2 separate regions of the Homo sapiens genome follow, and region 1 is linked to region 2. The links are chromatin loops, found by intact Hi-C in ENCODE. Cell type or tissue: GM12878. All regions are shown on one strand.

What was found. Hi-C counts contacts between places; a loop is a spot of excess contacts. Peaks named below come from ENCODE experiments on the same cell type or tissue, not always from the same donor. Only the 100,000 strongest peaks of a DNase experiment are listed, where the experiment ranks them.
Region 1: a loop joins it to region 2, with 2.9 times the contacts of the local background. A loop is called at or near these places in 2 of 110 quality-filtered maps.

What each region holds. Positions count from the first base shown.
Region 1 is chr1:184,718,406-184,726,405 of GRCh38, reverse strand. It overlaps EDEM3 (ER degradation enhancing alpha-mannosidase like protein 3), which reads left to right. Exons shown (of 20, transcript NM_025191.4): 7 at 17-151; 8 at 2,550-2,655; 9 at 5,020-5,117; 10 at 6,838-6,963; 11 at 7,161-7,244. Among named protein-coding and RNA genes, the nearest start is that of EDEM3, 32 kb to the left of the region's middle. In GM12878, no CTCF peak of the experiment used is centred here; no DNase peak of the experiment used is centred here.
Region 2 is chr1:184,978,087-184,986,086 of GRCh38, reverse strand. No RefSeq gene overlaps it. Among named protein-coding and RNA genes, the nearest start is that of NIBAN1, 7.6 kb to the right of the region's middle. RefSeq lists a silencer at 3,686-3,805. In GM12878, a CTCF peak has its summit at 3,747 (motif pointing right); a DNase peak (open chromatin) is centred at 3,846.

The sequences.
Region 1 (8,000 bases), 260 kb after region 2:
TTCTAATTGTATTCAGATTAATTTAAAGTTTGGCATCAGAAAACCAGAAGCTCGGACAGGAACTGAGACAGATACCTGTACAGCTTGTGCAGGTACCTTGATCCTTGAATTTGCTGCTTTAAGTCGATTCACAGGAGCAACAATATTTGAGGTTTGCTTTTTACGGTCTTTGATATCCTGGGTATTGGGCATAACTACCTTTATATCTTCTTCATTGGTTAAATATTAGGATTATTAGTTGGAGAATTACTGTTATTTTAGTGAACTTTTTGTCTAAATTCCTTTACATGGTTTTTAATTGTCAAAAACCTAGAACATTGTGAGAGAGCTATGTTAAATCCAACTTTGCATTTTGTTCACCAACTATGAAGTATATGTTTAGGTTTAGTCTTAGAAATTTTTTTAGCCATATTACTTAAATGAATTTGATGTCTCCTTGATATCATAAATGTCTTACGAAATACTATGTCCCTGTGTTTTATTTGTTAGACTTCCATATTGCACTTCTGAAAGTTCTGAAACCTTCACTAATCTTCTAAAACACAGTGAAATTTTTGTTCTTAAGTCTTGATTGAGACTGTAATCTGTAAATTTGTTTACTGCAAGGGAAATGTTATTCATTATCCAAAAGACTTAATATCCCCACATAGTTGTGGGCTAGCTATGTCTCTCATTAAAAAAATCTAATTATTTAAGCATGTCATTGGAGTGCAGTGGTAACACAAAGCACCCTCTTTTTCAAGCATATGACTTAGGTTAATGTTTAAAAATTCAACAAATGGCAAACAGAACAAGCAGAAATAGGGACTGTATAGTAGCATTACAGATACTAGATCTGAATGTAAAGAAAACAAATTGACTTTGTATGTATGTATGCCTTTGAATGTATGTCTGTATGTTCAAATGTCTCAAGGACAGATTTATCATGTTTGGTTGGTTAATCTTTTAAACTTAAGGTTTTGCTCTATATCTTGTTCACTAATATTTTCCCTTCATTAAAAAGTGTGGACACTTTTGCATACTTTAATAACTACACTCTCAGATATTGATGCAGTTACAGGTGAGGAAAATAAGGCTCAAAGAGTATGACAGACCTGCACAGCTGGTAGATGATGCATGGAGTTGGAATTAGAATCCATGTCTTTCTGAATTTGAAACCCATACTCTTTCCAGTGGGCTATTTTGTGTTTATTAATAAATCTGTTGAAAGTCATGATTTAAAAAAAAAAATTCTTGAATACGCAGTAATTTGTTGTCAGAGAAGATGCAGTTGACAAAGCATTGATATAATACAGGGTTGGCAAACTGCAGTCTGTGAGCAAAGTGCAGCCACTGCCTGTTTTTATAAATAAAGCTTTATTGGAACACAGCCATGCTCAATTGTTTGTTTTTATCTGTGCCTACTTTGGTGCTACAGTGACAGAGTTGAGTAATTGTGCCATTTACTGTGTGACCCATAGCGCTTAAAATACCTGGTTCTTGTCCGAAAAGGTTTGCTGACCCTTGGTCTAATATATATAAAGAGATCTGAATTCTCATATTATTTTTTTGTCCTGTAATTCAATTTTAAACTCTAGCTAATCTTGAATTTCACTAGGCCTGTTTTCTTAGCTGTAAAATAAGACTAGGGAAATCTTTTTGAAGTTTCCTGGCTCTGAAATTCTGCCATTTAATTAAAATTATAACCTGCTTTGTGTTTAAGAGAAATCAGCATAGTTTGAGTAAAGAATTATAACTATTTTACACTCTGTAATCTGCCAAGTGACAAATGGGTTTAATGACTTTTTCTTTTATAGAAGTCCTTCTGCAGTGCTAAATAGGTTCATGCTCTGAAATTAATTTAGAAACCTGCCTGTACTTGCCCTTTGCATTTATATTTTGTAACATCTTTTCATCCAAAGCCAAAAATTTGTTCACAACTCATTTTATTTAGTGTCTAGTAGATAAAATAAATGAGAAAAAGACAAACATGTCATAAGGTTACAAGTTTGTTGTTATCAAATATTTGGTAGCCTAATTGATTTAATAGCTTTTTACTAATGAACTTGCTTACCATTTAAAAAGTAGGATCTGAAATGACTTTCAAAGATAGCATACTACCTTTGAAATTCTCTTCCAGTTTTCTAAATAAGAGTATCTAGGGAGATTTTTACTTTGCCTTTAAGTGGTAGAAATTACTTTAACAAGTATATCAATTATGTAAGCAATTAATATAATTTAATAATACATGTGTGTGAATATGAACTTGTGCTACAAGAGTAGATGAAATGAAGAAAAAACAAAAAGAGTAGATGAAAGTGAGCCATCAAAGTGAGCCTTCCTCTGAATAGTGTATTCAGAGTCTTTCCTAACTACACTGATTGGTTGAAAAAGAGCCAAGCTTTGAGTTTTAAGGAAATTTGTTTATAAATAGTTATCTTAGAAATTTAACCTAATTCTTAAAATATCCTATCGGCCTTTGAGTTTTGTTTGTTAGTTTCCTATTTGCCAAAGAGACTTAGTTCTTCAAATATGCACTTCTTTTTTTTTTTTTTTTTTTTAAATTACAGGAATATGCCAGAAAAGCTCTTGATTTTCTCTGGGAAAAAAGACAGCGAAGTAGTAATTTAGTGGGCGTGACTATAAATATTCATACTGGAGATTGGGTACGAAAAGGTATGTAAGTTAGGCTTTTTAAATCAAGCCTTTGCATCCTCAAAATGGTTGGGAAATAAAGAATTTTCATTTGTTAAAATAATCTTTGGGATACTATAAAGCATAGGTTCTCACAAGATTGCTGGAATTTTAATTAATTTAGCCAGATTTTCTTTTTTGATGCCAAATGTGACACACTTCTTCTACATGATTTAGTATTCTATTTCTTAATGGATATAGCATTATAGGTATAGGGTGTAGATGAAACGCTATAATTTATTTGAAAACTAGAGAACCAGATTTCTGCAGCCATCTCACGTCAAGGTGTGGTTTAGTAAGAATATGGGTTTAATAAATTCTTTTTTTCTCCTACCTCCAGAAATATAGTAGCTAAGAGCATAGACTCTGGGGTCATGTTGTTGGATTCAAGCTATGTGATCTTGGGAAACTTATTTAACCTCTGTGTGCCTCTCTATTCCATATCTGTAAAGTGGGCATATTAATAGTAATTAGTTGTTCTGTATGAGGATTAAATGAGTTAACCAAAGTAAAGTGCTTAGAACAGTGCCGGGCATGTACTACACTTACTATGAAGTAAGTGCCCAGTAACGAGATGTTAGTCCTTTTGATTAATAATTTTACTTCTGGGAATCTAGTCTGAGGAATAATACAAAACATAGAAAATTATTTGTTCCCAAGATGTTCCCATGCAATTATTTATAAATAGCAGAAAATTGGGAAACAGTCTAACCATCAGTAAAAAAAGCTAAGAAAATTATTTTACATCAGCGTTGGAATATTGTTATTAAAATAAATCAGGAGCATGGGAAGGAACATGTAACAATGTTATATGAACAAACAGGATATTGAATTGTACAAAGAACTGTGATTTTATCTTTATAAAACACCCTGATAAGCATAGATGAATGGAAATAAATTAGAATATTCTTAATGAAAGCATCTTTTTTATACATTTTCTCTATTTCTAAAAAGCTTATCTTGTTTATATGTAAAATAAATGGTAACTGCCTATATTTAAATAAATAAAAATTATAAAATTATTAATTCAAACATATTAAAATTATTACCTTTATTCAGTATTGTATAAAATTTTTCTGTGTCATCTAAATGACAGAAAAGAACTTTTGACTCTTCACAGTCAGTTATTTCAGTAATTCAGGGTGATACTGAGGAAGCTAAGAAATGACTAGATTTACCAGAACATTTGAAACTCAAGACAATTTCTTCCAAGTTCCTAAAAGCAAAATATTGAATGGCCACTGATGAAAAGTCATCTTGTGTATTCATTCACTGTTTTCTAGTATTTCACTGCTTATAACTGTCTGGTCTCATCTTGGTTATAGTTTAAAAATCAAATATTTTCCTACATCTGTGAATTAAATAGTACAGTGTGGTTACCATATCATACTTCAGCTGTTAAATTAAATCCATTATGTCATAACACTAAAAAGACTCATTTAAAAATGAAGATTTAAAATAACATAATATGTTGATTTAAATGTACCACTAGAAAAATGTTGTGTCTTACAATAGAAATGAAATGTATATAAATATGGGTAAAAAGACGAGTCACTAGTTTGAGATGAGAACTATTATTTTCATGGTAACGTACCAGCATGTATGTGCTTGTATAGCATACACATAAACAGAGAAGGCTTAATGCATTTATAATGCAAATACAAATGCATTAAATAGAAGTTTGATAGTGTATTATAAACCTAAGAGGAAAAATCCAGACTTGTATTTTTGATATTTTGTGCATCAACATATTGCTACAAACATGAAAACTGTGAAATTTTTAAAATCATTTCCTTGCAGTCATAGCATTGTACCATCTTCATTTTTGTCTAGAGTTGGTTCAGTTCTAAGTGGTCTAGACTCCACCTGCCTATCATTTTTTTTTTACTGGTTAAGACAGTAAAATAGGTGTTTTTTTGAATCTATAGGTTTCATTTTTGTGTTAGATAACATTTCTTCTTTTTAAGAGTAGATATTATTATTGTTCTTTAATTTTTCTTGACTTTGGTTCTTTTTTCCTTTTTAGGAAAAAGCAAAACAAGAGACTTCATCTTTAGATTTCCTCAAGATTTAAGTGAATTTACTATTCATTTATACATACCAATTTCTTAAAGAACACAAGATGCTTATTTTCCACCTAGTGAAACTAAGAGCTAATTAAACTATGAACTAGTTAGCAAATTATTTATTTTAAATATAATTATCTGTTCCAGGGCAAATCTAAACTGGTGTAGTCATATATATGCACAATGTTAATTTAATGCTAATCTAAGGAGTGCTATTTTTTTAAAAAAATTTAACGGTTTTAAAAAAATTTAATGAAAAATCACATTTGTGTTTCCATAGATAGTGGAGTTGGAGCAGGGATTGATTCATATTATGAATATCTGTTGAAAGCCTATGTCTTGCTTGGAGATGACAGTTTTCTGGAAAGATTTAACACAGTAAGTTGATACAATTTTATATTTTATAATCAACTTCATTTGAGTCCAGATTTTTATAGAAACTCCATTACCTGAATGACATTGTAAAAATAATTTTTAAAATGTGTAGTGGTTTTGTGTCAGTATTTCCTGATGATGTTGAACAGGGACAGCGTAAAAAGTGATATACATTCCAAAAAATCAGTTGATAAAGTAGTTTTATTTTCACCTTTTATCAGAAACTTTGCAGATCTGCCAATAAGAGATGTAATAGATTTGAGTTTTACCTAATCTTGTTTGTACAAGGATAAGAATTATTGAAATATGTTACTAGTTAGCTTTTTCCTTTGTATTTCAATTCTTTTTGAAATCTTGGAAGTTTGGCTTAGTCTTTGATTACACCAAGGATACAGGGCTTTGAAGACCTGGAGAAACTAGTGAGTATTCATTTCAAAAGCAAGTCTTAAGACTGGTTCAGAACCACAAGCATGTTTTTTTGGGAAAAGTGGGAGGATTATTGAACCCAATTGAATCACCTTTTTAACTGAAGCAAACTGAAATGAATATAGCAAACTCATCAGTTATATCACTATATTCTTTTTAAACTAATCTACCATTTCCTTGCTCACCTATCAGTTCATCCATGTTGTATGTATGAGACAGTATGACATGGTGATTAAAAGTATGGAGGAGAATGGCGTGAACCCGGGAGGCGGAGCTTGCAGTGAGTCGAGATCGCGCCACTGCACTCCAGCCTGGGCGACAGAGCGAAACTCCGTCTCAAAAAAAAAAAAAAAAAAGTATGGGAGATGTACTGGTTTAAATTCTGATTGTACCACCTACGGGTTTTGTGACTTTGGGCAAGTAACTAATATTATTTGCCTCTGTTTCTCATCTACAGAATGGGAGTACTAGTACTATTTATAGGGTTATTGGGAGGATTGAGTTTATGCATTCAAAGTGATTAGAGCAGTGCCTTTAACCTATGGCCAATATTCAATAATAGTGATTAAATAATAGGTAAATTTGCAAAAAAAAAATTAGTAAAAGTTAATAAGTCATTAATTGAATACTTTCTAAAATTATCACATAGATTGTTTATTAGATTATAACAAGAATTTCTTGAGGTAAATGGGGACAAATAACTATTTTTGTTGGCTTGTTATCACAACTCAACCTTTTGTCAAAGCTGAGAAATATCTAGGAGAAGAAGACAAAAGAAGGGAAAAAGAGTTTTCTAAGACCATAATAAGCTGAGATAGCAAACCATAAGAGTGGCAGCAGTGATTAGCTGCATTAGTTTAGATAGTAGTGAGCACCAAAATATTGTTAGCCGAGAAGGGATCAAACTTCCAAGATACAGGAAAAAGCAAATTCTGTAATACAGAAGCTGATAGCTATATTACAAGGGGACCTATGAGCATCAGTGGGCCGCAAAGTCATACCAACCACGGGCTAACGCCACAGGGCATAGAGATGTTCAGTTCCATTTTTCTCAGAAGGTCCTATATTACAGATAGTCTTTAATAGTCTGCATGTGAGTTAGAGGACATAAAGGAGTACATATATATTTTAGAAAGATCTCCATCTAAAATAACTTAAATATTTATATAAATTGGTAGTTATTTAGTGAATTTATATATAAATTCTAGTTTAATTTATTCACAGTGCTATTTAATGTGTTTAGAGTAGTACCTCTTTTTTCATCTAACTTTCATGAACACATGTTGTGATCTTTTAGCACTATGATGCCATAATGAGGTATATTAGCCAGCCACCTCTTCTACTTGATGTGCATATCCACAAACCAATGCTGAATGCTCGGACTTGGATGGATGCTTTGCTTGCCTTCTTCCCAGGCTTGCAGGTATAAAGAATTCTGTCTTCTTAATATGAATGTAAGATGATGATGTTAATTAGGCGCATTTTTGATCTTTAAAACTGAACTACAAAACATAGTTGCAGTTCAGAATTGTATTTGTATACATTTTTCTGTTTATGTAATGATTAGAGATAAAATCAGCTCATATTTTATTAGGTAATTTTATTGTTGTTGATTTCTAGGTGTTAAAGGGGGATATTAGACCTGCTATTGAAACTCATGAAATGTTATATCAGGTGATTAAAAAACACAATTTTCTACCAGAGGTAAGCAAATAATTTTTGGAATAATCTTACACACACACAAACACACACACACACACACGTACACATATACACTATAAGTTGCTAATATAAAGGTAGAAAATGTCATCTTCAAGGCTTGTTGGTTCTTTTTATTTTTTTCCTATTAAATAGTTTATTTTTGGTTTGTACAGTATTATATATGTTTTTGCTTTTCTTTGTGTGTTAAGAGAAGTCTGATTTAGGGTAATGCTGACATTTTTAAAATTTTATGTAAAAAAATTCCCAGCTTAGTTCTTCTCAACTCTTCCTAACTTATGCCATTGTAATATTCTCTCATTCTAACTCTTGTATGTACCTACCAGCTAGGGAGATTTTGTCACTTTTTATTTTCTAAAGCTTGTCTTATGAAAACAGTATATATTAGATATACTTTTGTTGTTCACACATGCCCTCTGGAAATGTATAGAATGCCATCTCTTCCTCATGCTGATTGAGAATTATTCTTCCTGATTTTTATACATCATATTAGTAATAAATATTCTTGCTAGCTTAATATGACAAGATTTTAATAGCATACTTTTTGGCTTCCCAGAAATGTACCGTTAAAAATTTCCAAATGTGTGTATGGCCTTGTTCTATCCCCGCTTATTGACTACCCTCTGTGAGATATCTAAGCATTCTACCAACTTAGAAGGGTTCCTAAAGTGTTTGTTTTGGAAAGTATAGTTTTATTAGCCTTCGGGTGAGTAGGACTGTGCATTGTAGAAAATTCATATC
Region 2 (8,000 bases):
TCTATCCAACTACGTTTTAGCATTTCCACTTGAATGTTTAATAAAAATTTCAGGCTTATTAAACCTGACAAAGTTGATTAAAAAAAATTTCAGACTTGACATGTCCAAAGCAGAGCTAATCATTTCCCCATTCTCCCAATTCATTTTCCAGAGTCTTCTCCATCACTGTAAATGGCATCTTCATTTGCCCAAATGCATCTAGCAGTAAGTCCTATAGGTACTTACAAATGTCTTGAGTCCAGCTACTGCTCGCCCTCTCTACTGTCAATCCTAGTCCAAGTGACAATCATTCAGCCTGGATTACTGGGGCAGTCTTCTAATTAGTCTCATGGCGTCATCTCTTCCCTTATCCAAGTCCATTCTCCACACAGTAGCCTGAGTGATTTTTCTAAAGTGAAAATTAGGTAATATGACTCCTTTCCTCAAAACCTTTTGAACAGTGTCTCATCACACCCTGTAAAAACCCACAACTAATTTTCCGGATACACAGTGTTCTACAGGGTTTGGTGTTGGCCCAGCTAACCTTGTCTCTGTTCATTTTCTTCTCCTCCTCATTCTGGTTGAAACACTATGGCTGTTTTATTTTCATGAAACACATCAAGCTTGTTTCCATCTCAGACCCTTCGTACTTGCATTTCCAATACCCTTCCTCCATACCTTTGCATGGCTGTCTCCTTGTCATTCAGGCCTCAGCAACCCTATGAGAGTCTTTACAGCATCCAGTTCTGAGTAATCTAAGTCAATTGTGTTTCTCTCCACCCTCCATCATTCTCCATCCCAATATTCTGTATTAGTATTTTTGTAGCATCATTTTATCAGGGCCTGCAATTATCTTATTCATTTACATGTTCATCACTTTTGCCACTGGAATATAAACTCCTTGAAGGCAGAGACTTTAACTGCCTTGTGCTCTGCTGTGTCCTCATTATCTGAAATAGTATACACTATTTGATAAATGTTTGTTAATTGATTTACTATTCCTTTCTCTGTTTTGGGCAGTCACTTTACCTTTTCTGGTCTCAGTTCCTTTACTATTAGGATGAGGAAGCTTGAAAAAGGGACACCTGAAAATTCCTTCTGGTTTAGTACACAATGGCCATGTTTTATTACCTACAGCAATAACAGAAAAACTCATGTTGCACCAGATTTGCGTCTGTTATAGAACACTCATTCGTTCAATAAACCTTTATTGAGCACTGACCATAAGCCTGGTGCTATTCCAGTCAGTGGATACCAAGCCATGGCAATAAAGATCATAGTGCATCTGTCTCAAAAAACCAAAACTAAACAAACACACAAACAAAAACTCCCCGACAAACAACAAAACCAAACAAAAAATCCCATTGAAAACCCAGAAAGTTGACACTGTCCTTGTTCTCCAGCTCGTTTTCTACTGATACTTTCATGATAGCTGTCTCAATATTGTTTAATTTATCTACACTGTGCTCTCTCTAAATTAAAGTTATTATAAATTAACGGTAATTTCCAAGAATTCTAAGATTAAATCATATAATTTACATGGCTGTAACTTCAATAACAGTATGTAAAACATGGCCGTTAAGGTTGCAAAATTTCTGCCAATCTGATTTAGTTCTAACCCAAAGTCTGCCATGTTTCCTAATTTAATTGCAGCATGACTTGAACTAGAAGTTAGAATTTTATGAATCTAGTTTTTTAAAAAATGAATAAAATGGGAGTAAGGTCGGACTATATTTACATATATTCAGATCATGAGGCGTGGAATCACTGCTAATTCTCTTGCCAAGATTTCAGCCAGCTGCTTTTAAATATAAATTGGAATTAGTGTATATGTGTAGTCAATAATTAATGAAATGTCTAGAATGAAAATAAATCAGTTTCAAAACTGACTATAGAGAATAACAAATGAATGAGAAAAGTAAATTGTTATATATTGTGGCAACTGCCATTTGTTGGCATGTGCTGCAAATCACTCATAGAAAATGATCTGCTTATATTTGCTTTTATCATTTATATAAAAGGATATAGTATAACTACAGAATATTTTAATCTTGCACACAAGCACTATATTTAAAGCCTTCTATTTGTCAAAATACTTTTTGTTGGGAAGACAGAAATCCAATTCACACTTGCTTAACAAACACAATGAGAGGATTTGTTTCATGTAACTGGGCAAACCAGGGCTCAACTAATGAGATATCATCAAAAAATTATTTTCTTTCAATCAAGGTCTGTCCTTCTGGTAGACAAATGTCCACTTGGTGGCTCAAGATTCCTATTCTACCAACTTATTGACCCCAGGGGAAAGCAACAGTTTTCTTCAATAACTACAGTAGAAAAATCCTGGGCAAGATCCTGATTAACCTAGTTTGGAAATAGACTACCATGATGTGTTTTGATGTTTAGATTACTCTTTCCTTCTTCTCCTTCAATACTGTTACTCTGGCAATGAGCTGATTTTAGCTAAATTTTACAAGGCATGCAATCTGATTATATGAATTCACCTTAAGATATTTAATATGATAGCTTTATAATTTGTAACCCAAATGAATTGATAATTGGTACAATGTCAAAATAGGAAAAAGATTTTAAGGCAGTATGGATGCAGATAATTTTAATTAGGTACAATAAGTCATGCCAATGTAGAAGAGCATATATTCCTTCCATAAACAAGGCATATAAATCGAGACATCTCTGCCTCACTCCCTACACCATTTGTGAGTGAAAATATTTAGAGGTATATGGGAAGGAATGCTGTGGGAGTGGTCTGTCCTTGGTTCAGGCAAAAAGGGGTACACTCTGTAGAGCACTGAAAAGCAATAATAAAACTAACTCAGCTTGCATTTTTTTAAATCACCATGTGCAGGAATTCTAAACAACATTAGTGACATAATACCCCACCCCACTTTGACGAATCAGTCCCACTGTTCCTACACGCCCTTGTGGTTCCACCACCAATACTTCTTCCCGGCTGGGTGCGGTGGCTCATGCCTGTAATCCCAGCATCTTGGGAGGCCAAAGCAGGTGAATCACTTAAGGTCAGGATTTCAAGACCAGCCTGGCCAACATAGTGAAACCCCATCTCTACTAAAAATACAAAAATTAGCTGAGTATAGTGGTGTGCACTCGTAGTCCCAGGTACTCGGGAGGCTGAGGCAGGAGAACTGCTTGAACCCAGGAGGAGGTTGCAATGAGCCGAGATCGTGCCACAGCACTCCAGCCTGGGTGACAGAGCGAGACCCTGTCTCAAAAAATAAATAAATAAAAACTTCTTCCCATCTCCCCATTCAAGCACAATAGAATAGAAATCAGAGCCCTGGCCTATTCTCGGCAACTACTGACACCTGCCTAAGAGAATTACTGTGCTGGCATTTTGCACCGTAAAGAGAAGAGGGAACGATGACTCTTAAGTCAAAAGAATGAAAAAAACCCTGTGCTTTACAAAATATAATTAATGTCAAAAATGTGTGTTATGAGCACATTTTGTGGGTACAAAGCTTACACATGTGTACAAGTTTGCATGTTAAAATACTAGAATTAGCCCCCTTAAATAAATTTAGCCGGAAAAGTTCTGTTCTCAAAGAGTGATTCACTTGTTAGCTGAGGAGAAAGAAGCTTGGATATTAATATTTGTAAGAAATCGCTGAATAATTCCAAACGACTGTTAAGCTAATCTAGATGTAGCAAAATGAATTTGATTTGGACCGGAGTCAGTGTTCTTTCCCACCCTGCCCAGTAGCTGTGGCCCCACGGGGAGCATCATCGGTGGCCCAGCAGGTGGCACTCTTCCCTTTGTGCACTAACACTAAACTAACTTCCCCAAATACAAGGTCCTTCAGAGCCTTGACTTCAGAAGAACCCATGTAATCTGTTTATCTTTGGCGGTAATATGGCTACAGTTTTCACAAGGGCAACTGTGCTGGTCTGGTATTTGTCAGATTTGAAAGACTGGTGCCTACACATCTAAACGTCTCCTTGGTTCTAGAGTTGTCATCCTTAGTTCCAAGCCTTTACTGGTTTCTGTTAAAATACTTGAACTTGTATTCTGTGTCTATGGTCTTATGCAAATACTAGAGGTTTATATATAATTGTGATGACTTACATTTGAAAAGCACATTGAGCAAGTGTTTCTCAACTTAAAAAATATCTGTCTTTTTCCAATAAAAATGCCGCACAGTCCTGGAATTCCTGCAACTTCAAGAGTCATTGATAAGCAGAAATTGGATTCCATCTTCAACATGTTACCTCTAGAAAAGATTTTATTCAGCTTGGCTTTCTATAGTTTGTATTATGAAGACAGTTATGTTTTGTTGTTCACATATACAATTAAAACATAGTAATACACATTTTCCCTTTCAAAATTGGTATTAATACCTGCCCCTGGGGAGTTTGATGTACTGGCCACAAAAGTATTATAACAAGCATATGAATAAAAAAGACTAGCACTGATAAAACAGTTAAAGTATCTTTTTATTTATCACTAGTTATATATTAGCTTCATTTAGAGAATGATAAATATGTAGGTATAGTCATATGTATTAAGTATATTACACATATGATCTTATCTAATTTTTGCAGATACCTATTTTGAAGATAAGGAATATGAAGCTTAGAAAATTTAAGTTATTTCCCAAGATCATGAGGCAAGCCAGTATCAGAATGAGGATTAAAGCCTAGTCTTTTCCACTGTAAATTTTGAGCCCCTAAGACAGATTGTATTAGATTATTATAACCATCTTTTGAGGCAGCTAGTAAGTAAACAAATTTATATATTTTTTAAAAATTTGTAAAATGACTTCCAAGTTAATCCATTTTGTATAAAAACCCTAGGTACAACAACCTATAAGAGATATTATTGATTAGGCTAGGCATTCTTTAGACATTACGTAAGGCTAAGAGGGAATGAGGAAAGATGAGAAGGTGGCAGAGACAAATCTGATTTTTAAATTTGCCTGCAGTTAGGTCAATATTCAGAAAAGAAAATCCAATATAGAGCACAGGGAAATATGTTTCCGAAAGAAAAATGTGTTTAATTTGCAATGTGTTTTACAGTAAAAGGGTTAATGTCTCTAATATAGATATAAAATGTTTCCATAACAATAAGGATAAGAAATCAATAGAAAAATGGAGAAGTACAAGAATAGGCAATTCACAAAGAAGGAACACATATGGCCAGAAAGCCCATGGAAAAAATATTCTTCCTCATTAAAAATTTCAAAATTGAGCAACAGAATATGACACCTATTTAGACACCCAAATTGACAAGTATTAATAATAATAATAATAATAATAGGCTAATTTTAAAAGATATTAAAATGTCCAGTGTAATATAGGGGTATGCAAATGAGAATTACACATTGTTAGTAGGTAGATGAATTAAGCTACATTTATACAGTGAAATACCATTGACCTAGAAATAAATATTTAGTTAAGTGGAAACATTCCATATGAAAAATTATGACACAGATTAAAGAATGTATAGAGCGCAACATCTCATTTTGGTGAATAAGTAATTCTAGTAAGTTTATATATACTTATAAATTATAATTATGCATGTATTCATAATTATATGTGAATCTGTAGGAATTTACACCAAACTGGTAATTGGGGCTATCTAAAGATATCGATGTTGGGATTTGGACATTTTTCTCCATTTTTCTTATTATTTATCTATATTTTCTAATTTTTTATAGTAAAACTTGGATTACTTACGTAAATAAACAAAATCAAGATTTAAGATAAAAGCATTATTATGGTTAAGAGGATGAACTCAAGTCAGACAAGCCCAGGTCACAGGTGATCTTAGATAAATTCCTAAAACTTCTTAACCTTGGTTTCCTCATCTGTGAAGTGATGATAATAATAGTGCTTGCCTTAGTGGGTTTTTGTGAAGATTAAATTAGTAATGATGTAAACTACCGTGTGCACTTATCAATTAATCAATTACAGAATTTCTACTGCTATATCACAAGGCTGTATAAGGTACTTGGAGAATTACAAAGAAGTTTGAAATAGTCTCTGCTCTGCAGGCAGTTAAGTAGATAGATTCCACTAACTCATATGAGACCATGGCAAACAAGGGCTTCATAGTTCTATGATGTGCAAGGGAATCCAAAACACACACACACACACACACACACACACACACACATTTTAAAGATGCTAAATGACTACTGAACTAATTCGAGCCTTTGGCAAAAAGGGTGAATTTATGGTATACGAATTATATCTCAGTGAAGATGTTTAAAAAGTAATCATTTTAGTGTGTGATAATTACCTTAAAGAAATGGTCTTAAGAGTATTTTAATACAAAATACAGATACAGTACAGAAACTAACATTGCAAAGAAAATTTTCTGAAGTAGCTGATTTGAATAATGTGAAATTGAATCTGGTTCATAAAGTTATTGAATTGCTTGGAGACTCATTTTTAGTGTGTGATTAATAAAATGATGCCCACATAGGATTTGCAAATATTAAATACTATGACTAAAATAATGAATTCCTTAATTTTTCCTGTAAACCACTGGGGGAAAAAGAACTTTGTTTGGAGGAAGAAAGGAAGCCGTAGCTCTTTCTTCATGTAACATCAATAAGTTTCAAGGTCCAATTAAAATTTCACCTTCTCTAGAAAATTGCTTTCCTTCCTCACTTTTGCCCTTTTTGATAATAATAATCCTAGCTTCCCTTTACTGAACACTCACTATGCTCTTGGGAATATGTCAAGTCATTCATAGACCTGATCAAACTTAATTTTGACAACAGTTCATGAGGTAAATGTAATTAGCTCCACTTAACAGATGAGACTGAGACAAGTAAGTTAAGCAACTTGACCAGGTCACATGGTTATTAATTAATTCAAAGCTGGAATTGCCAGGTTACAAACCTGCTAACCTGTAATCCTATGCTATATGAATCCATCTTTAAAAATATTTTATTCTATTTTTTTGACTTTTATTTTAATTTCAGGGGTACACGTGCAGGTTTATTCTGTAGAGAAATTACCTGTTGTGGGGGTTTGGTGTATATATTATTTTGTCACCTAGGTAATAAGTATAGTACCCAATTGGTAGTTTTTTTGTTTTGTTTTGTGTTTTTGAGACAGGGTCTTGCTCTGTTGCCCAGGCTGGAATGCAGGGGCACAATCTCAGCTCATTGCAACCTCTGCCTCCTGGTATCAAGTGATTCTCCCACCTCAGCCTCCAGAGTAGCTGGAACAATAGACACATGCCACCTCGTCTGGCTAATTTTTTTGGTATTTTTTGTAGAGATGGGGTTTTGTTTTGTTGCCCAGGTTGGTCTTGAACTCCCAGACTTAAGTGATCCTCCTGCCTTGGCCTCCCAAAGTGCTAGGATTACAGGCATGAGCCACTGTGCTTGGCTGATAGGTAGTTTTTTTATCCTAGCCCTTTTTCCACCCTCCACCCTCAAATAGGCCCTGATGTCTATTGTTCCCTTCTTTAAGTCCATGTGTACTCAAAGTTTAGCTGCCATTTATAAGTGAGAACATGTGGCATTTGGTTTTCTGTTCCTGTGTTAATTCACTTAGGATAATTGCCTCCAGCTCCATCCACTTTGTTGCAAAGGACATGATCTCATTCTTTTTTATGGCTGTGTAGTCTTCCATGGAGTATATGTACCGCATTTTCTTTATCTAGTCTACTGTTGATGGGCATTTGGGTTGATTCCATGTCTTTGGTATTGTGAATAGCACTGCAATGAACATATGTATGTATATGTCTTTATGGTATAGTGATTTATATTCCTTTGGGTAATATCCAATAATGGGATTGTTGGGTTGAATGGTAGTTCTAAGTTCTTTGAGAAATTGCCAAACTGTTTTCCGCAGTGGCTAAACTAATTTACATTCCCACCAGCAGTGGTAGCTTTTTTTTTTTTTTTTTTTTTTTTTTGAGACGGAGTCTCGCTCTGTCGCCCAGGCTGGAGTGCAGTGGCGCGATCTCGGCTCACTGCAAGCTCCGCCTCCCGGGTTCACGCCATTCTCCTGCCTCAGCCTCCCGA